5 separate regions of the Mus musculus genome follow, and regions 1, 3, 4 and 5 are each linked to region 2. Evidence: chromatin loops called from intact Hi-C (ENCODE). Cell type or tissue: left cerebral cortex. All regions are shown on one strand. Region 1 has its middle 15 kb from the start of S100a9. Region 2 has its middle 4.9 kb from the start of S100a2. Region 3 holds the start of Chtop (chromatin target of PRMT1). Region 4 has its middle 5.2 kb from the start of S100a7a. Region 5 holds the start of S100a1 (S100 calcium binding protein A1).

Region 1 (5,000 bases), 130 kb before region 2:
AAAAAAAATCCATCAGAGAACTCCTACAACTGATAAAGACTTCAGCAACGTGGCTGGATATAAAATTAACTCAAACAAATCAATAGCCTTCCTATATTCAAAGGATAAATGAGCTGAGAAAGAAATTAGGGAAATGGCACCCTCACAACAGTCACAAACAATATAAAATATCTAAGTGTGACTCTAACCAAGCAAGTGAAAGATCTGTACAATAAGAACTTCAAGTCACTGAAGAAAGAAATCAAAGAAGACCTCAGAAGATGGAAAGATCTCTCATGTTCATAGATCAGCAGGATTAACATAGTAAAAATGGCCATCTTACCAAAAGCATTCTACAGATTCAATGCAATCCCCAAAATTCCAACTTAGAGATAGAAAGAGCAATTCTCAAATTCATCTTGAATAACAAAAAACTCAGAATAGCATAAACTATTCTCAACAATAAGAGAATGTTTGGGAGAATCACTATCCCTGGCCTCAAGCTGTACTACAGAGCAGTAGTGATTTTAAAAAAAAAAAAAAAAGGGGGGGGGGGGTATTGGTACAGAAAATATAATTGAAGACCCAGGATTAAACCCACACACCTGATCTTTGGCAAAGAAGGCAAAACTATCCAGTGGGGAAAAAAAGACAGCATTTTCAACAACTGGTGCTGGTTCAAGTGTCAGTCGGCATGTAGAAGAATGCAAATTGATCCATTATTGTCTCCAAAGATAAGAGACAAAGGTCAAGTCCAAGAGGATGAAAGACCTCCTTATAAAACCAGATACATTGAATCTAGCAGAAGAGAAAGTAGGGAAGAGCTTCGAACACCTTGGCACAGGGGAAATTTTCCTAAACAATACCAATGGCTCAGGATCTAAGATCAACTATTGACAAATGAGATCTCATAAAAGTGAAAAGCTTCTGTAAGGCAAAGAACACTGTCAACAGGACAAAATGGCAACCTACAGATTGGGAAAAGATGTTTACCGACCCTACATCTAATAGAGGGCTAACATCCAATATATAGAAGAACTCAAGAAGTTAGATTCTGAAGAATCAAATAACCCTATTAAAATTGGGGTACAGAGCTAAACAAAAATATTCTCAATTGAGGAATCTCACATGGCTGAGAAGCACCTAAAGAAATGTTCAACATCCTTAGTCACAGGGAAATGCAAATCAAAACAACCCTAAGATTCCACCTCACACCAATCAGAATGGCTAAGATCAAAATCTCAGGTGACAGCACATGCTGGTGAGGATGTGGAGAAAGAGGAACACTCCTCCATTGCTGGTAGGATTTCAAGCTGGTACAACCACTCTGGAAATCAGTCTGGTGGTTACTCAAAAAATTGGACATAGTACTACCTGAGGACCCAGCTATACCACTCCTGGGCATGGGGGAGAGGGGAGAGGTACAGAAGGTCAGGAAATTGAATGGAGGTATGTAGCAATGGGGGATGGGGAACTGGGGTTAGCCATGAGAAAGCCCCAGATTCCAAGGAAGCAAGACATTCCCAGGACCCAAAGTGGATGACATTAGCTAAAATACCCAACAAAGGGGAGGTAGAACCTGTAGAGACCATATCCAGTGGTTAGGCATGGCCCTCATTGAAGGATGGGGTCATCCACCCATTTCAAAAATTTTAACCCAGAATTGCTCCGGTCTGAAGGAAATGCAGGGACAAAGAGTGGAGCAGAGACTGCCCCACCTAGGTATCCATCCCATCTGCAGACACCAAACCCAAACACTATTGCTGATACTAAGAAATGCTTGCTGACAGGAGCTTGGTATATCTGTCCCCTGAGAGGCTCTGCCAGAGCCTGACCAATATAGATGCAGATGCTTGCAGCCAACCATCGGACTGAGCACAAGGACCCCAATGGAGGAATTAGGGGAAGGACTGAAGGAGTTGAAGGGGTTTGCAACCCCATAGGAAGAACAACAATATCAATCAACTATATCCCCCAGCGCTCCCAGGGACTAAACCACAACTAAAGAGTACACATGGAGGGACCCATGGCTCCAGCTGCGTGTGTAACAGGATTGACTTATCTGGCATCAATGGGAGGGGAGGCCCTTGGTCCTGTGGAGCTCAATGCCCCTGCGTAGGGGAATGCCAGTGAGCTGAGGTGGGAGTGGTTGGGAGAGGGGAGCTCCCTCATAGGCGCAGGAGGGAGGGGAGGGGGATAGGAGTTTGCAGAGGGGAAACCGGGAAGGGGGATAACGTTTGAAATGTAAATAAATAAAATAACGAATAAAAAATAAATTTTAATTTAAAAAAAAGGAAAACTAAAAGAAATGAAATTTGGAGAAAAAAACTCAGGGACTGGACAGGGGAGTAACTGGAAGGGAAGGAATAAGGGGCGCATTTGATGGAAACACCTGTGCACACTTGAATACTAAATAAAATATTAAGTTGTAAAAAGAATTATCCTCAAACTTCTCCTACCTTGAATTTTTAAAAAGGACTCACTTCCTTTTTTAACTTTTTACTGATATTTCTTGAGTTTCAAATCATGCGCCCCAATCCCACTCATCTCCCTCTTCCTTTGTATACACCCTCTGCACTCGCAACTTCCCCCTGAAGAGAAAATAAAAAACAAACATTTTAAAAAATAAACAAAACAAAACATAGAATACATCTCATGGTAGAAGCTGTAGTATGCCATATGGTATTCCCTTTGTCCACACATCTTTCCTTGCAAATGTGCATTGCAATGTCATTGCAACGCCTCTCGCTTTTGCTACACTATCAAAACTGAATCCTCACAAGGACTCCTTTCAGATATCCTGTATTTTCCCTGTGTCAGGAGATCCTGCAGCTTTTATTCTGCAGGACTGGCCCCTTCACGTGCTCCAGCAGTTCATAAATGAGGTAGATGTTGGGGTGGGCCAACTCAAAGCCCTGGATCTGGACCTGCTTGTTAGCTGAGTTGGTTAGCCTGCCTGCTCTTCCACACTTGCACCACCAGGGCGAGCTCTTCAGCACTGCTCCAGCTAACTCACCCAATGTTGCAGCCAGCAGGGGGCAGTGTGAGCTCTCTTTCTCTCATGCTCTTGAGAGCCACCAGAATCAGCTCTACTGTGCTGCTGGTCGAGGTGCAGGGCTCATTCTCCAAGCGTTTCAGCCGTTGAGAGGCTGGGCTAGCTCTCCAGTTCTCACATCCTCCGGGCTGGCTTACCCAACTGCCTCAGGTGGTAAGGGAGAAGGAGGGCATCTTCCCCGCACCCACACAACCTCACAACAGATGAGAAGCAGGGCCACGTATCCTGCACTGTGCTGCCCAAGAGAATTGAAGCTCTCAAGCATTGTAGCTAGTAAGGGGCAGGACCAGCTCTCCTGCTCTTATGACCCTGGTGCCAAACTACCGCAGGTGGCAAAGGGTGAGTGGGGAAGAGTAGCACCCCCATGCCCACACCACCTCACTGCAGGTGACTGGCAGGGGCCAGCTCTCCCCTGTCACACCCTCAGGACTAGCTCACCCAGATTCCTACCTCCATAGCCAGCTCTATTATGCTGCCCAGACGCAGTGCAGAGCCTGTAGTGGTCACTTCTTTGGGAAAACACCAAATGGCCAATAGGAGGCTATGCAGCTTCCGCAGATTTAGCAGCAGACTTGAGACCCACGTTCATGCTTGAGAACACAGGGCTCATGGAGGTAAAGCCAAAGGCAAGGAATGGATTTCCATCACCAACTGAGCTGCCTGGTTAAGGACATGAAGATCAAGACCCTGGGAGGTGATCCACCTGTTCTTCCTGACCATCAGGGAATCTGAGATTATTGACTTTTTCCTGGGCACATCCCTAAAGGCTGAAGTTCTAAAGATCGTGTTGGTGTGGGAGCAGACTCAGGCTGACCAATCAACCAGATTCAAGGCTCTGACTGCAACTGGAGACTACAATGGTCACTTTGGTCTTGGTGCTAAATCCTCCAAAGAAGTAGCCATTGCCATCAGAGGGACCATCATCTTGGCCATCATCCCAGGGCAGAGAAGTTACTGAGGGAATAGGGTTGACGAACACTACACTGTTCCATTCGAGGTGACCGGTAGCTGTGGCTTGTGATGGCACATCTCATCCTTTCCCTAAGAGGCACTGGCATCATCTCTACTCCTGTGCCCAAGAAGTTGCTGCTGAACACCAGTATTGATGACTGTTCCACATCATCCAGGGGCTTCACTACCACCCTAGGCAACTTTGCCAAAGCCATCTTCAGTGCCATCTTCCAAGACCTACAGCAACTTAACCCTACCCCCACCCCCAACCTCTGCACAGAGGCTGTGTTCACCAAGTCTCCTTATCGGGAATTCATTGACCATCTTGTGAAAATCCACCACAGAGACTCCCTTAAAAGAACCCAGTCTCCAACTGTGGCTACCACATACAGGAGCATATACAACAAAAATAAAGTAAATTAATTAAGGCTAAAAAAATTAAATGTAAAATTTTTAAAATTAGAGTCCAAAAGACTGCCGAAGCTGTCATGACATAGACAGGCCATAAGGTGGCAGCATATGCATTCTGATAATCCTGATGTCACCTTCTACCCAACAGGAATCTCCCTCACAGTCTAATCCCTCGTCTTCCCTGATGTGTCCTGTGTTGCACAACTTCTTAATTGTAGAAAATAACCTTCTAAAATACATTCTATCAAAACCAACACAGTCTTCGTTGTGTTTAGCCAATGTTTATCTGTCTCCTGCAGGCAAAACTTATCTAGTGATGAGTTAGCAGGTTAATAATGCAGTAAGGGAGACAGACCGAAAAAGCCAATAATTATAATGTCCACAGTGTGCTGATTGGAAAAGCCTGTTATTTTCTACAAAGGGTTGTAGACTTCAAGGAGATGCCTGAGGTGGAGCCAGGCAACAGGAAGCTCCTGAGATATAACACCTCCAAGTCTTGGGATAAGGTCTGGAGTTTCAGTGGGAAGTGAAATGAAGGCAACAGTTTATTCAGCAACATCCAGGGGAGGTGGAAGGACTGGAGAACTGTAGCCAGGGACAAGAA
Region 2 (5,000 bases):
CATGTTATGCCTGTGAGTCACAGTTCCTTCCAGTGTCAGAGAATGCAGTGACACAGAGTGGGTGGGAACTTCACAGCCTGTGCTCACTCGTGTGTGTGTGTGTGTGTGTGTGTGTGTGTGTGTGTGTGTGTGTGCGCGCGCGCGCGCGCGCGCGTGCATGTGGAAAGAGAGAAAAACAGTCCTGACCACCCTTAGAAAACTGGCGTCCAAAAATACAGCTGGGGCATCCAGAAGAGGATGCCAGGAAGTCAAAGAAATCTTTTCTTATTGTTTTGTTTTGCTGTAAATGCCTGGCACCAGAACACCTCTTAAAGAGGTATTGAGGTGACTGGATCTGGTTAAAACTGCTTCAAAAGGAGCAATGGAGGTTGCTCTGCATCAGACACAGCTGCAGTGAGCAAGAGTCTGTGCAGAATGCAAGAGAGCACCAAAGAGGAGGAAAGGGAGACATGAGCTTCCTCTTCTTCGTTTTCCATAGAAGTGAGTGGCTAGGAAAGACTGCCCTGCCCAGAGTTGAAAACAGGGGCCTGGACCCAGCCATGCCCTCCCTCAGGCCCTCACCGGTCCCCAGAGTGTCTTCTCCATGGAGAAAAACAAACACTGTGTCCTTTAGCTGGGCCCAAGGGAGGGGTCTTCAAGGAGGAGCTGACTTTAAGACTTCGGACTCCGTACTGCCCCCTTCCGCTCCTTACCCCATCCCCAGTTGGGCACCGCCCTTCCTGTGGACCCAGCTCTCTTCCCCCTCCAGACACCAAGCAGCTTCTCTCAGCTCCCCCAGGGCAGGGTGACTCACCCGTGGTTCCAAGCCCAGATACCCAGGTGGTGAGTCAGCGGCACACCCTGCTCCCCGGGGCCAGAGCAGCAGCCGGAAACCCCAACCCACAAGCACCAGAGTGCAGCCCCTCACCTGGCAGCACCTAGGGAGACGCTGGTGTTGACGCTGCTGAAATCTGAAAGGTAGCAGAGTCAGACTCCCAGGCCTTTGCCTAGGGCTCACATGGCAACCAGCCTGCACAGCACAGTTAAAGTAGGTCTTGGGTCCTCCAGTGTCCTCTTCTAAACCTTTGCAAAGCCACTCAGTGTACCTCTCCTCCCCGGGGCCTGGGAGCTCCTCACCAACCTACTTTAGGTAGAACTCAACAGAAACTCTCTGGTGCTCACAGTGACTACCTCCACCAGCTGAACCAGCATCAGCCAGGTTCCTCTCAGAAACTACGTGTGTCTCTTCCATAAGGTGCACAGTAAAATACTCCATACTCTAATACCCACTGATTTCCAACCTCCCTCCCATCTCCCACCGTCTGAACACGGGTACAAGCACGCGGTGCAACCAAGGCCCTTGGCTTCACTGATCATCCTGGTGAGAACGTGCCCACACCCCCACATGGCGTCTCCTTCTGCTGAGATCCCATCTATGCTTTGAAGGCCACATAAAAGGCCTTCTCTAACCCAGCTAGAGTCAGTTTCTACCTGCCCTGGCACATACGAAGCACTCCTCGTGCCCTCCCTTCTGTCTTAACGTCTTCCTATTTAGGCAGATTCGCTGCCTACTTGCTTTCTCTTGCCCTCACTGCCTCACGGTGAGCTCACCGATGAATACTGAGTCTTGTTCATTTCTGCATGAGCACAAGACCTCACCCACGCCAGGTGCCTACCAGCGTCTATGACTGCTGACTGGCAGCAGGGGTCACTGGGGCTAGTGGGTAGGTAGGAGCCAGGGGGTCCCTTTTCTCGCTGCCTGAGAGCACACCACTAATAAATAAGTAAATAATAACTTCTCTTCTGAGTCCCAGGAGTGGCAATGAGAAGGGCTTGGAAAACAGAGCCTTGGAGAACTACAAACCCCTGAGGAGTGACTACAGGAAACTTCCTGCCACAGGGACCCAGAAAAGGAGCAAAGTTCCCAGAGGGCAAGGATGGAGATTAGAGGCTGACAAAGAGATTCAGCCTCACATTCCATCCACCCACTCCCAAACTCTGAATGCCACAAGTTTTACTGCAGTGGTTGGCTCGGTTTTGCCTATCCGGCTTCTGCCCCCTGGTGGTTGAGATGTATCATTGCAATTTAGTTCTTCGCTCTCCCTCCTGTCCACCAGCTAGCTGTTCCCAAGCCCCAGCCATGATTCACCAAGGAGGAGGCAGTGGTGATTCATCTCCAAAGAGCCTTCCCACACCCACACCTGCTTCACACAAAAGGGGTTTCCTGGACAGTCCCTGCTGAGAAGCCTAGGTGAACTGAACGGGAAGCCAGATACTGGGAACCTGTTTCAACGCCTAGTCTAGGATAGGGGAAATAGGAGGTGAGTGTCAGAAATGAGAGCCCGATGACTGCCCAGATCGGCTCACTGGCCCCTTTTCAGGGGTAGGACAGAGAAAAGAGGAATGGTCTCACTATCAGCACCCCAAGTGTAAGTCCGTGTGCTGTCGCTGACTCACCTTGCAATGTCGAGTAAATAGCACCACACCTCGGAGCCTACACCTTTTTGCCACAAGGATCATTTTTAGTATCCCCTGTACCCTAAAATAAGTTTTAAAGTTCTTTTTCTTCTTTTTCTTTTTTGTATATATTTTTCCAGCCTCGCTCACTCCAGCCATATTTATTTCATATATATGAGTACACTGTCACTGTCTTCAGACACAGCAGAAGACGGCATCAGATACCCATTACAGATGGTTGTGAGCCACCATGTGGTTGCTGGGAATTGAACTCAGGACCTCTGGGAGAGCAGTCGGTGCTCTTAACCGCTGAGCCATCTCTCCAGCCCCATGAAGTTCTTTTTCTTATCAAGTTGCATTAAGCCATTCATGATCCTACCCATGACTCTTCGGATGGTAGCATGGTCAGCGTAAGGGAACCCATGCCTTGCATTCTTGATTGCTATTCCCAAGAGGTGTGAGTATTCCTGTAGCTGGGGACTACTGTGTGCCAAGTGCTTTCCATAGGTTATCCCACCTAGCTCAGAAGACAACCCCCGGAAGGTGGAAAAACTCACCCTACTTGATAGAAAAGAAAGTTAGGGCTCACGGAAATGTTCCCACCCAACGAATAAGAGAGGGGAGAAGATTTAAAGATGACCTATTTAGTGGCGTTGATCTCCTGTGCGCTCCAACCGCCAGTGACCCCAGGAGTCCTCAAGGGTAGTTACTGCTGAGACCAACCTCCACCTGCCCAGCAAATTAGCCTCAGGTCTCAGCCACACTGGGGTCCAGAAGCCTGTCTTCTCAGCATTGCTGCTTCTGGCACCTTCTCCTGTGGCCTACAAATGTACTGTGGCCTGGACTTGAAATAAACTCAAAAGAAGCCTTTGTCAGCTCCCACACACACACACTCCCACCTTTCAGTAAAAAAGGTCTTATTCACTTCTTCATGAGCACAGGATCTCACCCACGCCAGGTGCCTACCAGTGTGCTCATGGCTGCTGAGTGACAGCACGAGTCACTGGGGGTAGGAGCCAGAGGGTCAGGGATCCCTCTCTTATCTCTATGCCTGAAAGCACATCACTGGTTACACTAGCAAATAATAACTTCTCTTCTGAGCCCCAGGAGTAACAATGAGAGCTTGGAGGACAGGCTTGGAAAACAGAGCCTTCAAACCCCTGAGGAGTGAACACAGGAAACAGCTCGCCACTGGGACCCAGAAAAGGAACTGAGCAAAGTCCCCAGAGGGCCATGATGGAGACTGAAGATGGATGAACCAGGCTTCCCCTGTGCCACAAAGAACACTACCATCCACCCAATGGTCCAAACCAGACACTTGGCTTCTGCCCAGTCTCCTGCTTCCTGCCCGCTAACCAGATGTCTGGTCAGTCTGCTTATTGTCTCTAAACAGGTCTGGACCCTGTCCATGCTGCTTTAGGCCTCTTCCAATTCATCTGGCCCTGCTGCAGGCACACCCAGATGCTCCTCCCACCCCTGCTCCTGGGCCTCACTCTAAACCCTCCTCGGCTCTGCCACCAGGGTACCTATTTAAAACCTCAGATCTCTCCAGATTAAAGGACATGGTGAATTAGAAGGTCAAGGGAATGCATACTATCCTAGGCACACTACCTTGCTGAGGCATAGGTCATACTCTTTCATGCCCCCAAACCTCTGCCCGTGCCCTGTACTCTTATGCAAAGCCCTTCCTCGGTGGAGCTATCCACCAGCCTCTTGGTTTATTCTATTTTTGGAAATTTTGTTTATTTACTGTTTTAGTTGATGTGTATGTCTGTGTGCCATATACATATGGTGCCCAAGACAACCAGAAAATGCTGTCAGATCTCCAGGGACTAGAGTTACAAATTGTTGTAAACCATTGAACCTGGATCCTCTAGAAGAGCAGCCAGGTGCTCTTAATCACTAAGACATCACTCCAGCCTCACCCCCTGCCTCTTAATCACCCTTTCTGCTCAGCTCAAAGGTCATTTCCTCTGAGTATTGTTCTGTCTCTATTTCCCAGGTCTCCTGCAAATCTGAGCACACTTATGCATGCAGTTAGCTGCTTCTCAGTGCCCTTCTGAAGCCTCTTACCCACAGATCTATAACAACATTTTATTAATGTTATAATGAACAGATAGATGGATAGATAGATAGTGATACAGATAGATATAGATCACTAGAAATATTCACAAAACCCTCCATCCCTTAGTGCATAGCACAAAGCAAGCGTTTGGTGGATGGTGAATGGAGGCTCAGGTGCTGTCCCTCACAGCCAATATCTTTTTTTTCCCCCTGAAATACCCTATCTCCTGATACACTCAATCCTCTATCCCAGGTCTGAACCTTCTGAAAACTGACTCCTTACCATTCTATGGAATTAGCTCTCTTCAGTGCTATGGGAAACTCCCTTCTTGCTGTGGAGTAGGAGCAGTTTAATACCCACCTCTTCAGAGTTCTTCAGAGGGAGCTACTGAAGACCCAGGATCCAGAACTCACTCCATGCCCTCTCTCCATCTCTCTGAGAAGACTGTGTTCTCTTCGTCCTCTCTTCACCCCTGACGCTGCTCCTTCCTGTCCTTCTG
Region 3 (5,000 bases), 77 kb after region 2:
CTGTACCTCCCTATGTCCCCATCCTTGCCCAGTCTCGACGTGCACCAAGGGCACAAGAGTGGCAGTCCAGATCTGCCACTTGTTTTAATAAAGCCTTCTCTCTCACCAGCTATCAATGTCTGTACCCTCTGGGCATGGCTATGTGTGAAGTAAGGGGTGCTCACTCCCAACACCTTATCTTGTCAAGTTTACATTAGTTCCTTATTTAAGGAACACTCAAAACCCAGAAATGTAGGGGTCCGAAAATTTTAGCTGGAATCCAAGTGTCATTGGCTTCTCAAGGATTTGTATGAGTAATTGGTAATACCAGGACTTGAAGGATGAGGCAGGAAGATTTTGAGTTCCAAGCCAGCCCATACTACATAGCCAGAAACAGAAATAAACAAGCCATCAAAAAATGTGGGGCTGGTGAGATGGCTGAGTGGGTAAGAGTACCTGACTGCTCTTCCAAAGGTCCGGAGTTCAAATCCCAGCAACCACATGGTGGCTCACAACCATCCGTAACGAGATCTGGTGCCCTCTTCTAGTGTGTCTGAAGACATCTACAGTGTACTTACATATAATAAATAAATAAATCTTTTTTAAAAAATCTGAAGAAAGCTAGAAATGGTGGCACGTACCATAGTTAACACCAGCTCAGCACCTGGGACGTAAAAGGCAGGAGGATCTCTGTGAGTCCAAGCCCAGCCTGGTCTGTATAGAGAATTCTAGAACAGCCAGAACTACATTATAGAGACTCTGTCTCAAAAAAACTACCAGAGGCAGTGGTGACACACGCCTTTAATCCCAGCACTCGGGAGGCAGAGGCAGGCAGATTTCTGAGTTCAAGGCCAGCCTGGTCAACAGAGTGAGTTCCAGGACATCCAAGGCTACACAGAGAAACCCTGTCTCGGAAAAAAAAAAAAAAAAAAAAACAACAACAAAAAAACAAAACCAGAAAACAAAACCAAAAAACTACTAGAAGAACTTTTTCCCAAGCTTCATTCAGTGTTTATTGATGCCTCATCATTGCTAGACATTATGTAAGAACTAGGGATACATAAGTGGGGATACAGATTTGCTTTATTGGATTACTTGAGGTAAAAAGACCCACCCTAAAACTAGCCACATCTTCTAGAGGCAGTCCCTATAAAAGGATGTAGATGAGTCCAGTGTGGGTCTTAAATCCCAGTACTGGGAGGGGCGGGGTTAGGGGGGGTCAGGAGGTGGATCTTTGTGAGTTCGAAGCCAGTCTGGTCTACACAAAGGAAGCCTGCCTCAAAAAGAAACAGAAACTCTACAAATAGGTTTGAGGGCCTGAGCAAATTAGCCAGGTCTCAAGGTCCTAATAAAGACTTTTTACAGTTGTCTTTAGCTTGGGAATGGGAAATAAAAGGATACAAACACTGTTGCCAATCTAAGCTGCTATTTGCAAGCCAAAAATCCCACCAAAGTGGGGCATAAACTTGTCCAGAAGGTAGTCTAGAGGTACTTAGCGATTACGGCCACTGGCCACGCCCCCGAAGGCGGAGCACTACACGTAACTTAAGGGATCTTTGCCAAAGTCAGTGGGGATTCGCTGCGATTCTTGCGCTAGGCCAAAGGACCATGTTGCCACGCCCCTAGTTGCGCGCGCACTGACGCAAGCCCGTCGGCGCCATTTTAGCCGGTCACGCTGCACTGGTGGGCCCGGCGGCCATTTTGTTTTGGACACCAAGCGGGAGTTGGCGGCGCCGGCTCTGGGGGCCCAGACGAAAGGCAGGAAAGGGCAGGCTTGACGAGCGGGAGGATCGGTCAGCTAGATACTCAACCCACAACGAGGAAGCCTCACATCCTACCGTTTAAGCATCTAAGCCAACCGCCCAGCTAGTTAACCCGAGCGGCCCGCCGTCAGCTCAGGTTAGGCCGGCCTCCGGGCCGCCCGCCGCAGCCGTGGTGGCAACCCCGGGAGGAGCGCTGGCGTCCATCTCCTTCGGTGAGTTTCTGTGGAGAGGGCAGAGGTGGAGGGGCGCGGGGTCCGGGGCCCGGTGGCGTGGGTGGCAGGTGTGGACCGGGCTGAGGTGCGCAGAGGCCGGGGAGGGGGCGGAGCCGGGAGGCGGAGGCTAAGCCGGAACCGCGGCCAGCGAGCTGGGCCGCTAGCCGTGCGGGTGCTGCTTGTGGTTGGCGTGTCTGGTGCAGGTGCTGGTGCTGGTGGTGCTGGTCGTAGTGGTTTGGCCTCAAATCCAGTGTCTTGCTTACCTAGATAAGCGTCCTCCATCGGAGCCAAAGCCTCGCCCCAGAATAGCGTTTGATGGGGATAACCACGGAAATAGTCGCCTGATCAAAGTTGGAGTCCTGAGAGGCTTCGAGGTGGAGGTCAAATGAGGAGTACAGGAATTAGCGGCGGCTCTGGGTGTTCGATTTTGATTCTTTTTTTTTTTTTTTTTTTTTTTTTTGCGGCACCGAAGTTGAACCCAAAATCGTACTTTGGCTAAACTAGCGCCCCGAGTTAACATCTCCAGCTTTAAAAATAATAATAATCTTAGTTTGAAACAGGGTCTGTCAAATCACCCGGGCTCGCCTTGAGCTTGTGACCCCCTTGCCTCAGCCCCTCCCCAGTATATGCCACTACAGTTAAAATATTGTGGTGTGCTCTTAACAGAGCTCTCAGATTGAATACCCATTTAGAAAACCTCTTCTGTCTTTCCCCTGCCATGTCTAACTAGAGCTCCACCTGCATTTGGAGTTGAGAATCGATTTTGAAACTAGGCTTTTCTTTTTATTTTGGGTGTATGAGAGTCCGGTCCTCACAGTGTGACAATGTAACCCGTTACAGCCTCAGACTGTTACACCACTCCCCTGTTGCTGCTGGGAATTGAACTTCCCAGGGCTTCATCAGTGCTAAACAAGCACTCTACTGAGGAGCTATATTCCCAGCTCCTCCATTTCTCTAGATCCATGACCCTCAACTTTCTATAGACATGTAAGATGTACCTGGGTAGCACCCCCAATCCCAGTTGCTGTACCCCATCCTCATGGCCAGATTGTACTTTAATTGGTCTGGATCCAGGCATCAAGAATTTAGTTTAGTTTGGGAGGGACTTTTTCTTTTTTTTTTTTTTTTCAAACATTCCTCAGCTAAGTCACATACAGTCCAGGCTGAGAAGAACTATTGAAAGCCAAACTCCTAGGCTTTGGCTACATCTCATTCTGCTATTTTGGAGACTTTGGCAGATGTTCTCCATCCTGGAGCTTTGAAATTTTTATAACTATTGTATGGACGTAAGCCCCCACCTCACAGGGTTTCTCTTAGGTAGCCGTGGCTGTCCTGGAACTTGCTATGTAGACCTGGCTAGCCTCGAACTCAAAGGGAGCCACCTACCTCTGCTTCAGGAATGCTGTGACTAAAAGTGCACCACCACCACCACCTGGCAAACTTAAGATCTCATGATACCATCTTCAGAGTTAAAAATATAGGCCTTTAACAGATTTATGCCTTGCTTCTTGTGAAAATGCAAGCTTCATTATTTTGATTGACTCATGCATATTGTCCTTTGTAGATTCTCGGGATTTGAAGATGGCTGCACAGTCAGCGCCGAAAGTTGTGCTAAAAAGCACCACCAAGATGTCTCTAAATGAGCGGTGAGGCAGCCAACAGCAACTTCAGCTCCTTCCTAAGAAAACATTACTTAAATTGACCCTGGGGTCCAATACAAAAAAAGCCAGTTGTAAGCTAAATGACAGAAGGCTACAGACCTCTGTTCTTAATTGCATCTAATGTGGTACAAAACAAATTGGGCAGTTGTTTCAAAACCCCTTATCAGTAGATTTTTATATTAAGCTATCTGAAATATTTACCTGGTGGGATATATTTTTTAAAAGACTCCTCACACCCTCCCTTCAATTTTTTTTCCTAACATTGATACAGGGGTGGTGCAGCATGATGGTATGGTATATCCTGGCTGCAAGAGGCTTGCTGCCTAGTCCGAGGCCAGCAGTGTTGTGTCTGGCCTGTAAGAGGCAGGTAGCAAGCCGAGACTATGTCCAAAGGCCCCTGAATGGCATTCTTGGGCCTTGTAAGAGGCACTTGCTTTGCTCCATTTCACTTTCTTCCCATTCTGCTTTTTAGTTTGTTTTGTTTTGAAATCTTTCATCAGCTGTGTGTTTACTTCTATTAAACTTAATCATAACAGGAATGATAGAATAATGTCCTCTTAGGCTCTTAAGCGACTTAACTAATTTAACTTTCTCAGAAGTCCTGAGTCAGAAAGAGTGGTTATTTGTATTTAAAGGCAGTTTTTGTTTCTGAGAATTTCATTTATTTGGTGTCTTTCACCATTTTATTATGTTGTTGCTAGAACTCCCAAGGCATTTAATTTAGTGCCTGTGTTTGCTTCAGAAGCACATGTGCTTCTCTGTTCATCTTTTAAGATGTGATACATTAATTTCCTGTATTCATGTGTTACTAAGTAACATGTTAGAATGTAATAAACTCCCATAACTCATGAGTCTGTTATTTCAGTGGACTTTGAAGGTGCTCTGATCCTTCCTCCTGTTTGTCCTTTGAATGAACTTTCACTCTCCAAAAGTGTCGGCATTTCTGTTTGTCTTTGTAACTGCATCTCTGTTTCTTGTCATCATATTTGCTTACTGCGTGTATTTCATGCTTTCCACTTCTCTTAAGAGCTGTTACCTGAGCCCTTGTTATCGCTTCTAATTGTGCTGCCCTTGGCTGCATTTCTGAGTTTCTGGTTCTTGCAAGTTTGTGGAAACAGAGGAGTCTTTAACCCACATCAGCCTTGATCCAAATGTGCCACTTTAAAGTTCGTGGGATCTGGAGCTCCTGGTCTAGCAAGCCATGAGAATGCCAATAAGTGTTTTATAATAAAGCTTTATTTAAACACCCGTTTTGTTCGACCTTGAAGCTTTACTAATATGCTGAAGAACAAACAGCCGATGCCAGTGAATATTCGGGCTTCGATGCAGCAGCAGCAGCAGCTAGCCAGTGCCAGAAACAGAAGACTGGCCCAGCAGATGGAGAA
Region 4 (5,000 bases), 64 kb before region 2:
CCCTTTCAAAATGAAAAAAAAAATCATAAAAGTTCCCAAACCTGGAGTGAGAGCTGTCTATTCAGGAGAAGTCTATAGAACACCAAATAGATAAGACCAAAAAAATAAAATTTTCATGCTGTATTATATTTTAAACATTAGAAACACAGAATGAGAGAGGGTATTGGAGCTGCAATATAAAAAGTCTAATATCTTAAAATTGAAGAAAAGTAAAAATAATTCACGATAAAAACAAATTAAAGGAACCTATGACTCCTAAACCAGTTCTACAGAGGCTTCCAGAAGGAATACTTCAGTATGGAGAGAAGAATAAACACAAATAAACAATGCTAGGATAGAAAAGACCATAAAATTAACAAAACGACAGAAATTAATACACACATTTGTTTGTTTGTTTGTTTGTTTGTTTTTCAAGATAGGGTTTCTCTGTATAGCCCTGGCTGTCCTGGAACTCACTCTGTAGACCAGGCTGGCCTGGAACTCAGAAATACGCCTGCCTCTGCCTTTTGAGTGCTGGGATTAAAGGCGTGCACCACCATGCCTGGCTCACACATTTCTATAATAATTCTAAATACTAATGGCCTCAAAAATATCTTGAAGAAAAATTAGCCAGGAAAATGAAAGACCTGTACAATGAAAAGTTTAAAACACCAAAGAAAATTTGAAAAAGATATCAGGGGATGGAAAGACCTCTCACCCTCATGGATTTATAGTAGGATGATTGTGAAAATGGCCATCCTACCAAAAGCAATTTATATATTCAGATAGGTCCCTATCTCTTATCTTTTCTAACAGTCAGTTATAAAATGAGCCAAAGACATTAATGTAAAACTTGAAACCTTGAAGCTGCAGGAGGAACACATGGAAGAAACACTAGGCAAGAACATTCTCAAAGGGACTCTCATAGCTCAGAAAATAACAGCAAGAAGTCAGAAATGAGATCGTCTGGAATCTAGAGGCCTCTGCCTAGCAAAGGAATAACCAAATAGTGAAGAGACATTGAGATTATATCTAAGATAATTAAGAACCCAAAATTAAATATTAAGAACCTAAATCATCTCATCAATAAAATCTACCAAACAGGTGGTTCTCATAGGAATGATAAATGACTCAGAATAATATGAAAACATATTGTGGAGGGGTGGTACATGCCTGTAATCTCAGCACTCCAGAGGCCAAAGGAAGATGAATCTCTGTGAGATTCCGGGCCAGCCTAGTCTACCTAGTGAATTCCAGACAGCCAAGGCTACACTCAGAAACCCTGTCTTGGGGGTGCAGAAGGGGGCAGAAAAAGAAAACATGTTTTACATTTTTAGTCATGATAGAAAATCAATCAGAACTAAATTGATATTGCATCTCACCTCAATCGGAATGGCTATTGTCAAATATACAAGCAGCAGTACATGCTGAATATGATGCTGAGAAAAGGAATCCTGATATACTGTTGGTGGAAATGTAAATTACAGTATTCATTATTCATGGAGGCTCCTAGAACTACCATATGATCCAGCTCTCCTACTTCTGGGAATAGACCTGAAGGGATCTAAATTAGTATACCCCAGAAATACCCACACAACCATGTGTCCTAACGCACTATTCACAATAGCCACCATACATAGAATCAGCCTGGACACCCATCAGTGGCTAGAGAAGGATAAACAGACAGATATAAGGAAGAAGGAAAATATGTCATTCACAGGAAAATAAATAGCTGTGAAGATCATTGTGCTAAGTAACATAATCTAGACACAGACAATGTTGCAGGTGTCCTCTCATCTGGACAACAAGCAAGTGTAAAGAGAACTGAATGGGGAGGAGAAACAAATGATGGTAGAAGTGATCAGGAAAGAGAAGACACTGAGTGTTGGGAAATTATAATGACATACCTGCACAAAAATGTCATCGTGAAATTCATTAGCGTGTATACTCATTTTAAAATTAAGTAAAAAAGAAACTCCTCTATGGCCCCCAAGAAAAACAACTTCATAGTGTCTGTAGTATAGATACAATAACATTCAATTATTTCTATTTTAATTTTTATTCAAGTTATTTATAGCCCATTGACACAAAGTAGTATTTACATCATGTGGAGAAGTGGGGAAAAAGAAACTGAGGCATTGGTTACAATGGGGGATCCCTTGGGGAGGAAGTTGGAGAAATAAAGTGACTTAAGACAGCAGGCACTACCTCGCTCAATGGAGGCCTAAAATGCCCAAAGGGCTGGACACCAATGGGCCCTGAACTCTCTTGTACCACATGGGGAAATTCAGATGCAGAATAACAGAAAAAGGTCCATTTTCAGTCCCCTACTTTCCTTCCACTGACTTTCCAACTCCACTGACAACCTATTTCTTCTTCCCCCACTTGCACCAGCCTTTTCTGTAACACAGTGGGGGCACATCAGGTTTAGTACCATGACAACCAACTCCTACACAGGCTGCTTTGAGTATATTTAAACTATTTAATCTCCTGCTCTACACTTAGTCTTTTAGTGATCCTTCCATCACTGAATCCAGGCAATAAAGAACAGAAGGAGCACTCTCTTCATGCTCACCAGCATTCTCTTCCCCTCTTCATCAGAACCCTGTGAGCATTTGACTATCCATTGCACTGAAGTGATTCTGCCTCTTTCCCTGGACTGTTAGTTCCCCAAAGGGCAGTTACTGATGAGACCCAGGGCCTTTAGCTTAGGGAACAGGAGTATGGGTTTGAAGTGGGGTTTTCTGCCATTTGTTTGCTGCATGATCTTGTTAAGTTTGCTGAACTCTGTACATGTCAACTTCTCTTTACCTAACATGAAAATAAAGCCTAACTGTTTGGATTATGAGAATTAGGGAGGAATGAAGGTATGGCAGGGCTCTTGATGTCTGGTTCATTAAACACTAATTGTGCAGCTGTTATGACTAGCTGTCAGGACAAATATTTAGAAATCTGTAAGTCAGATGAATAATCAAATAAAACCATATCTCCTCCCAGGCTCAAAAATTCTAGCAACTCATTTGCCCATCCACTGGCCACCCAAGTGCTAAATTGAGTTATGACAAGAGCCTTCTACTCCAAATAAGATCTCTTGGGAGATACAGAACCTAGTCATTGGAAAGGCTGAGCACAGCATGATGTGTCTTACCCACTCGAAGTAGGGCAATGCTGAAGGAAGCTGACCATGGCCTTATGGTTTCCAGTCCCATGACGAGATTGAGTGGTATAAAGGGACTGCTCTATGTTCAGGGCACACATCCACATGTCCTCTTGTTAGGACCTTCCTCAGCTCAGGTAAGTCAGCAAATGACTCTTGTATCCTGGGACTGTTTTACCCTTCTCTTAGCCCATCCTGCTACCTGAAGGTTAGAGAGCATTGTGAGGCCTGAGGCTAGCCACAGCCCTGTCATCAACAGGCCAGAAAGAAGAGAGAAACACGATACTTATAACCACCATGAACAATCTGACCCAAGAGTGTAAGAAACAAAACAGTTGTTTCTGTTCAGCAGGTACTTACTGTAGTCGTCCATCTTTGTTTCCTCATTCCCAGGAATTACTCTAACTAGTCCATAACTGGGCTTTAATATCTGTTCACAGTCTAACTCATGTGCTCACACTTGGAGCCTACACAATATTTCATGAAGATCTTACAAAGGGTAACGATGAGGCCCCCGGGTGCCTTGTCCGTGGTAGAGAACGGGCAGTGAGCAGATGACCAAGGACCCTATCCTGCTTCCATCACTCTAACCTTGACTTTCAAGCTGGAAGAGAAGGTTTTGATGCTTCCTAAAGAGGGGTCTACCAAATACTGGGTGCGGCTGGGTGCACTATCTTAGAGCTCAATCATTGTCTATATCATAACCCCCAGTTCTTCCTGCTTCTGCATCCTGTTCATGGTCCCCACTGCTAGACTTTGGTTCACCTATATTTTCATCTTGGTTCCTGAGTAGATAAACAAATGTCCCAAGCATGTTCCTGCCTTCCTCTTTTTGAACAATAATTATTACATCACATTGAAAGCAATAAGCCCTTTCTGCCCTGCCTTAGTCTTCCTTCCCTCAGGTGACACTTAGCCACATGTGAGGAGGAGGGAAACAGGATCATTATCTTTGCTCCCTACAGACTTGTGAAAACAAACATGACAGCACCAAAGCTGAAAAGTCCATGGTGGGCGGAATCAACTTGTTTCATGAATCCAGGGATAATGACAACATGATCAAGAAGCCAGATGGGAAGAAGATATTGAAGGAGAATTTCCACAACTTCCTCAAAGTCTGTGTGAATAGAAGTATAACTTTTCAGTATTTGTTGGGCTCTGCTGTGAAACTCAGAGGCGTCTAGTTTAACCCTATGCTGAAAAGGTCAAAGATGGAGGGTGTCCTTCTAGGCCACAGAACTCTCAGTGTGGGGTGGTGGGCTGGACTCAAGGGTAAAGCCCAAGTACAGGGTTTGGGATAAGAAGAGGGGTGGCAATGGAAGAGGGAAGTGGGGGAGGGACAAATAATACTAATGATGTTTGGAACAGCCATAGAGAAGCCTATTATTTCATGTTGACTAGAAACTACATATAATGCTCTGCATATGTGTGTGTATACATATGTATATAGTTTAAGTGAAGTTATGTCACTTGAGGGGTGATAATGCCCCTCAAGAGGCATAGACTGTCTAGCAAAAAACAAAAACAAAAAAGCCAGTATCAGACATGGGAGACCTTTTAAATTGTTGGTCAGAGAGTCTTAGAGGCTTCCAGAGCAATGGAGGCTATTGCCATTGTTCCTGGTTGCCTCCCAGAGACTGGGGGTAAGATCATCCTCAGTTATTTTTAAGGTAGATGTTCAGCAATTTAACTAAGGGCTGATTTGTTTACAATCTTCATATTTTTCTCCATCTTCTCTCCTCTCGTACTCTCTATTTTCTACTGAGTTCTAAACATGAATAGAGCAATTTCACGGGCTAAAGACAAGTGGGCAAAGAAGGGAGACAGAGAGGAATAGCAGAACATTGGAGCGTGGGAGGTAAAC
Region 5 (5,000 bases), 70 kb after region 2:
GGTTTCAATCCCAGCACACACATGGCAGTTCACAACCATGTCACAACAACCCCAGTCCCAGATGATGTCCCTGATGCCCTCCAGTTCCAGACCTGATACCCTCTTCTGCTTTCCATGAGCACAATGCCCACAGTCATACATCTGAGCAAAACACCCATACACATCCATACACATGAAAATGGGAAGGAAAAAAAAAGCTAATCCAAGCTGGAAAGATGGCCCTGACTGCTCTTCTAGAAGTCTTGAGTTCAATACCCAGCAACCACATCACCATCATCTGTAATGGGATCTGATGCCCTCTTCTGGTGTGTCTGAAGACAGTTACAGTGTACTCATGTACATAAAATAAATAAATAAATCTAAAAACATCTTTTTACTATACTATTTTTAAAAGATAATCCATATTCATGTTGGGACTGGGACTACAAACTTGTAATCTCAGCACTTCTGAAGTAGAGGCAGGAAGGAGAACCAGGAGTTCGAGGCTACCCTTAGCTACATGAGACTGTCTCAAAAAAGTTCATAATCACATACGTTTTTGTTGTTGTTTTTTAAGACAAGGTTTCTCCATACAGTCCTGGCTGTCCTGGAACTTGCTTTATATACCAGGAAGGCCTCAAATTCAGATCTGCCTGCCTGTGCCTCCCAGGGGCTAGAACTAAAAGTGTATGCCACCATGCCCAGACACATTCATACACTCTTACATGCCTGTGAATTTTCATAAAGGATGTAAAATAAACTGCTAGCAGACTAGAATAGGATGTAAACTTAGAGTCAGTAAGTTAAACCCCTCCACACACATATCTGTGGAATGATTCCCTTACTAAGGGGATACCACAGGGAGTAGAAAGTAGTCATAGGTGTTCCTTACAGGCCTGAGTATACCAAAAGTATAGCTCACTATACCTTTATGTATTGTTTGTTGAGAAAGAGTCTCCCTAACCTGGCTTCAAAACCTGATCCTTCTGCCTCAACTTCCTGAGTGCTGGGATCACAGGCGTACGACATGCACCACCATGCCTGGCTTATAGTTTTATTTTTGTTAAGCCTCCTTTCAGTTTTTACTGTCTGTAAATCTTCGAGAATTCAAGTCTGGGTCCAGTTTTATGTTGAGAAAATGAGACCAGAGAGACATAGGCAGGACTTAACAGCATTGTTCAACAGAAGCACAGAGCCCAACAACAGCCTGTTCCCAACTGCAACAACACAGAATGTTTGCTCATACACACACACACACACACACACACACACACACACCACCTACCTGAGGCACCTACCTCACAGAACCACCTAAACATGCAGTCACTCACACTGTTTTCTGTCACATTACCTGTTCAGTGTCATCACCTGGCGTGCATAGAAAATCTTAGACCTAGAGCCCAGACCTAGAGCCCTCTACCAACCTTGAGCAAATGAGGCAGTTGCTGAGTGGCCAGTTCCTTAAATTCATTGATGTTCAGGCTGCCTTTGCGTCCTTCCCGCCCTGCAAAGGTGAAGAAAGTAGAGACCACAGTCTCAATGGCCGCCTCCAGTTCAGTCAGAGTCTCTGCTGCCATCAGTATACCAAAGCAGGAGCTGATGTCCACACAGATTGACCTGACAGGAAAGAAACAGACCAGGGGAATCAAGGATCCAAGAATGGGTGAAGTGGCTGCCTGGAAGGGTAATGACAATACTGTCTGTTCCAACAGTATTGCAGTTGAGGTTCGCATCAGAAATCATCTCTATCTGAGTGCCCTTTTGGAGTGTCTGTCTTAGGGATGGCTCTGTAGTGATCCTTCCATGGGACAACCACTCTATCTGTGACAGTCTTCCTTTGGAGTCCTCTGAATGTGCTAACATCCCATGTAGGGGCTCTGTTCTAATGGTCCTTTCTCTCTGTCACTCCCTGCCTGAAGGTCAGGAGGTTGTTTGTCTCCAATGTTGATTTGTATTGAGACTGGAGTCTCCACCCTCCCCACATCCTGGCTAAGGCTCCTAGTAGAGAAGCCTAGAGCTGGCAAAGGCCCAATTGAGGTCAGGGCTGGCTCAATTGGGCCAGATCCATCTTCTCTGCCCCATACCCTCCCTACCTCTGGCTATGGAGGTCAGAGTCTGCTCAGCACAAGAACCCACCGACCTTCCCTGCTACTGTCCATGACTGACAAGATCTAGAAAGGGACTCTTCAAACTCCTCACATCCACAACCCACAAAGTGTTTGGCCTGGACACCAGGGCCTTCGGGGGTCCAGGAAGGGAAGAAACATGCCCACTCGTCCCCTCATTTCTGTCTGTCCACCCACCCACATACTCCTCCGGGGACCGTTGCCTGCTCTCCTAAAGTCACTTCCTGAATCTCTGCCTGAACCCGCTTGGAAGGAGGGACCCGGGAGCTGATAAAGAAAGGAAGGTCTCCAGGTTCTCTGCAGTCAGGAAAAGTAACTCACCGGGAAAGAAGGTGGGATGCAGCTAACCGATCTGGAGCCCTGAGGCTGAAGTTTATAAGCACCAGGCAAGGCGAGAGCCACTCCCAAGTCTGAAGTGTCAAGTTTCCGCCTCCGCTGAGGGGACCGCCCCTGCTGTCACTAGCCATCCCAACACAGCGCCACGCGACTGGGACACAGCCTGATCAGGAAGGACCACAGGGTCTCATCCCTCCCAATTATGAGGGCTACTTGGGAGTCTGTGTTAGAGGGACTGCTACTGCTGCTTGAAAAAGATTAAAAAGAAAAGCAAACAAAATATACTTGGGGGATTCAGCACTGAAAAATCCCCTTCTGAGAAGGCAAAGAGATCCAAAGGCACTCGGAGAGCCCCAGACTAAGGGTCCCATAGTGGAACTCCTATTGAAATTCTTCACTGAGTTCCGAGACAGAAGCCCCTGTCGGAGGCGCACAGGCTAAGCACTCCTGGGCAGAATCCTTCCCTTTCCCTGCTCAGCCCGCACCGCAGCACCCAGCACCATAGCACCCTTCCCTCGACCTCCTTCCCTTCCACCTACTTCCCGCTAGGCTCAGGGAGGTGGTGCAAGCAAGAACGGAAAGAAACACAGGACAGCCCCTTCCCTCCTGGGAGACAGAGGGCGCCTCTGTCCACTCCTGGCCCTTAGCCCTTTGGGTGTCGTTTGTGAAGGGGTGGAGCCGTTGGGGAGGAGGTCGGTAGGGAAAGACGACTAAAAGACAGGTCTCCTCACACCGGTCCAGTGGCCACATTTGCAGCGTGCCCTTCTGTCGAGAATCTGTTCCGACGTCAGGCCGAGGCCAACCGTGAGTATCCTACCCTGCTTAGGATAGGTCTCTCTGGCTTAGCCAGCCTGGAAGAAAGGGAACTTCAGAAGGACCCCAAGAGCCCTGGAAAAGGATACTGTGGTGTCCGGGAGGAGTCGGTCAAGGGAAAGAGCAGTTCGGGAACTAGGGATGATGAAGTTTGGAAAGTAGTGAGAGGAGGTGAGTGAAGGTCAGAGAGCTGGGAGCGTGTGGTGAATGAGGGCGCCACCCAGCTTCCAGGCTACCAGGTCTTCCTACACAGAATCCTGTGTCTCCTGCCAGGGACGCCAGTCTCTAGGTGTGGGCAGGGAGGAGATACAGCCCTGCTCCTTCAGGGTAAGAATAAGAAAAGCTGTCCCTGCCCCTTCTCCACCCTCACTCTCTGCCTTCTCAAGAGCCAGGGAAGGCTCCTAGCAGTGGAGCTTACGTCATGTGGTATCTTTCTTAAAGAAGGGGGTCTGTGGCGGTGTGCACTGTCCCATCTCTGCCTCACAGACCTCCTCTCTAGCCCTTCTTTCTCAGCCTTGACCCCCTCTCCTCTCTCCCCTAATTTTTCCCTCTTTGTTTCCCACTGCTCCAAGCCCAGATCCTCCCCTACATAAAATTCCAAGCTGCTAGAGGGTTCCAGGCAACCTCCAGATGCCCCTCATAGATGAGAATGGTAACCGAGCCGCCCAAATTCCTCCCTTGAGCACCCTCTTATCCCTTTGATCAGCCTGGCTTGAATTCTCTCTCCCACTGTCTCTGTAACAACTGCTTCTTGTGACTGGAGTTCAGGTGACAGTCACAAGGGCTCCACTGAAGAGCTGGCATGTCATCTAATCAGGACCCATTGTCCAGAATACTCAGTGGTGAAGAAGGATGAGGACACCTGAGCTGAGACACATGAGCAACCCCTGAGGCTGTGGAAGGCATGACCCTCCCAGGGCCGAAAGATCGAGCCCCCCACCCCACCCCAGTTTAGTAGTCTCTTCTCAATAGACTTCTCCATTCTCCCACTCTCGCCCAGCCCTTGAGCTCAAATGACCTCATACATTCAGCCCTTTATCAAACACAAACCAGCCCTAGCCTGCTCCCACTGGAGCTACCGAACCAACGCTGGCCCGTGGCAGCAATGGACAGCATCAGGAAGAACACCTACAAAGCTCGTCTCCAAGGAAAAGCCTCAGACATCTCTTCTCCCTTCCTTCTACCTACCTGATGGAAAGGGATGATTTTGCAGAGAAAAGGACTAGAACAGGCAGTCATGTTAAGAATACCGCCATACCGCCCCCCCCACCCCCGTCCCCCAAAGAAGCCAAAATGGCATGCTGAAGAGAGAGGGGGAACTCAGACCAGTAATCTCAGCACACAGAGACACGACTGCCCAGAAGCTAAGGATCTGCTTGAGCTAATTCCAGGACAGCACAGGCTACAGAGTGTGACCCTGCTATAAATAAATAAATCCCAAGCACAAAAAGATGGAGATGTAGCCAAAGGGACCTGGGCTGAATCCTCGGTATCTTAAGAGGAAGAGCCATGCTTGCTGACAGGAAGCTTGGGAACAGTAAGACACCTCTTCCTCACTGACCCCCCATCAGCTCACCAAAGGTATCAGACTTCTTCCTGGGGTAGGCAGAGGAGATCGTAGCCCACTTAGTAGCAACAACAAAGCTTAACTGTGACAGGCCTGGAAGGTAAAACTAGAGCTCGAAGCCTGCCTGGTCCTGTGTCCACCCATGTCTCCCCTCCCGCTCCCCAGCCTTGAGTCAGCCA

The links. A loop is a pair of places that touch in the nucleus more often than their neighbours do. Peaks named below come from ENCODE experiments on the same cell type or tissue, not always from the same donor. Only the 100,000 strongest peaks of a DNase experiment are listed, where the experiment ranks them.
Region 1: a loop joins it to region 2, with 2.5 times the contacts of the local background. A loop is called at or near these places in 5 of 42 quality-filtered maps.
Region 3: a loop joins it to region 2, with 3 times the contacts of the local background. A loop is called at or near these places in 7 of 42 quality-filtered maps.
Region 4: it touches region 2 in a loop (7-fold over the local background); 15 of 42 quality-filtered maps call a loop at or near these places.
Region 5: it touches region 2 in a loop (2.1-fold over the local background); 17 of 42 quality-filtered maps call a loop at or near these places.

What each region holds. Positions count from the first base shown.
Region 1 is chr3:90,708,253-90,713,252 of GRCm38, reverse strand. No RefSeq gene overlaps it. Among named protein-coding and RNA genes, the nearest start is that of S100a9, 15 kb to the right of the region's middle. In left cerebral cortex, CTCF peaks have their summits at 2,979 (motif pointing right) and 4,468 (motif pointing right); DNase peaks (open chromatin) are centred at 2,999 and 4,473.
Region 2 is chr3:90,582,888-90,587,887 of GRCm38, reverse strand. It overlaps a transcript of S100a3 not described here. Among named protein-coding and RNA genes, the nearest start is that of S100a2, 4.9 kb to the left of the region's middle. In left cerebral cortex, CTCF peaks have their summits at 2,038 (motif pointing left) and 3,965; DNase peaks (open chromatin) are centred at 1,428, 2,104, 3,336, 3,770 and 1 more place; H3K27ac peaks cover 1,961 bases.
Region 3 is chr3:90,506,145-90,511,144 of GRCm38, reverse strand. Chtop (chromatin target of PRMT1) reads left to right here and starts at 1,647. Exons shown (of 6, transcript NM_001293776.1): 1 at 1,647-1,954; 2 at 3,519-3,600; 3 at 4,884-5,000. The coding sequence starts at 3,536. S100a1 (S100 calcium binding protein A1) reads left to right here. Exons shown (of 3, transcript NM_011309.3): 3 at 1-111. In left cerebral cortex, a CTCF peak has its summit at 2,716; DNase peaks (open chromatin) are centred at 1,603, 2,082, 2,633 and 3,332; H3K4me3 peaks cover 2,170 bases; H3K27ac peaks cover 1,269 bases.
Region 4 is chr3:90,646,599-90,651,598 of GRCm38, reverse strand. No RefSeq gene overlaps it. Among named protein-coding and RNA genes, the nearest start is that of S100a7a, 5.2 kb to the left of the region's middle. In left cerebral cortex, no CTCF peak of the experiment used is centred here; DNase peaks (open chromatin) are centred at 1,568, 2,412, 4,107 and 4,993; H3K27ac peaks cover 2,391 bases.
Region 5 is chr3:90,512,446-90,517,445 of GRCm38, reverse strand. S100a1 (S100 calcium binding protein A1) reads left to right here and starts at 3,116. Exons shown (of 3, transcript NM_011309.3): 1 at 3,116-3,245. It overlaps S100a13 (S100 calcium binding protein A13), which reads right to left and starts at 3,011. Exons shown (of 4, transcript NM_009113.5): 1 at 2,981-3,011; 2 at 2,427-2,688; 3 at 1,404-1,596. The coding sequence starts at 1,556. In left cerebral cortex, CTCF peaks have their summits at 321 (motif pointing left) and 3,004; DNase peaks (open chromatin) are centred at 2,525, 3,057, 3,535 and 4,990; H3K4me3 peaks cover 2,347 bases; H3K27ac peaks cover 2,427 bases.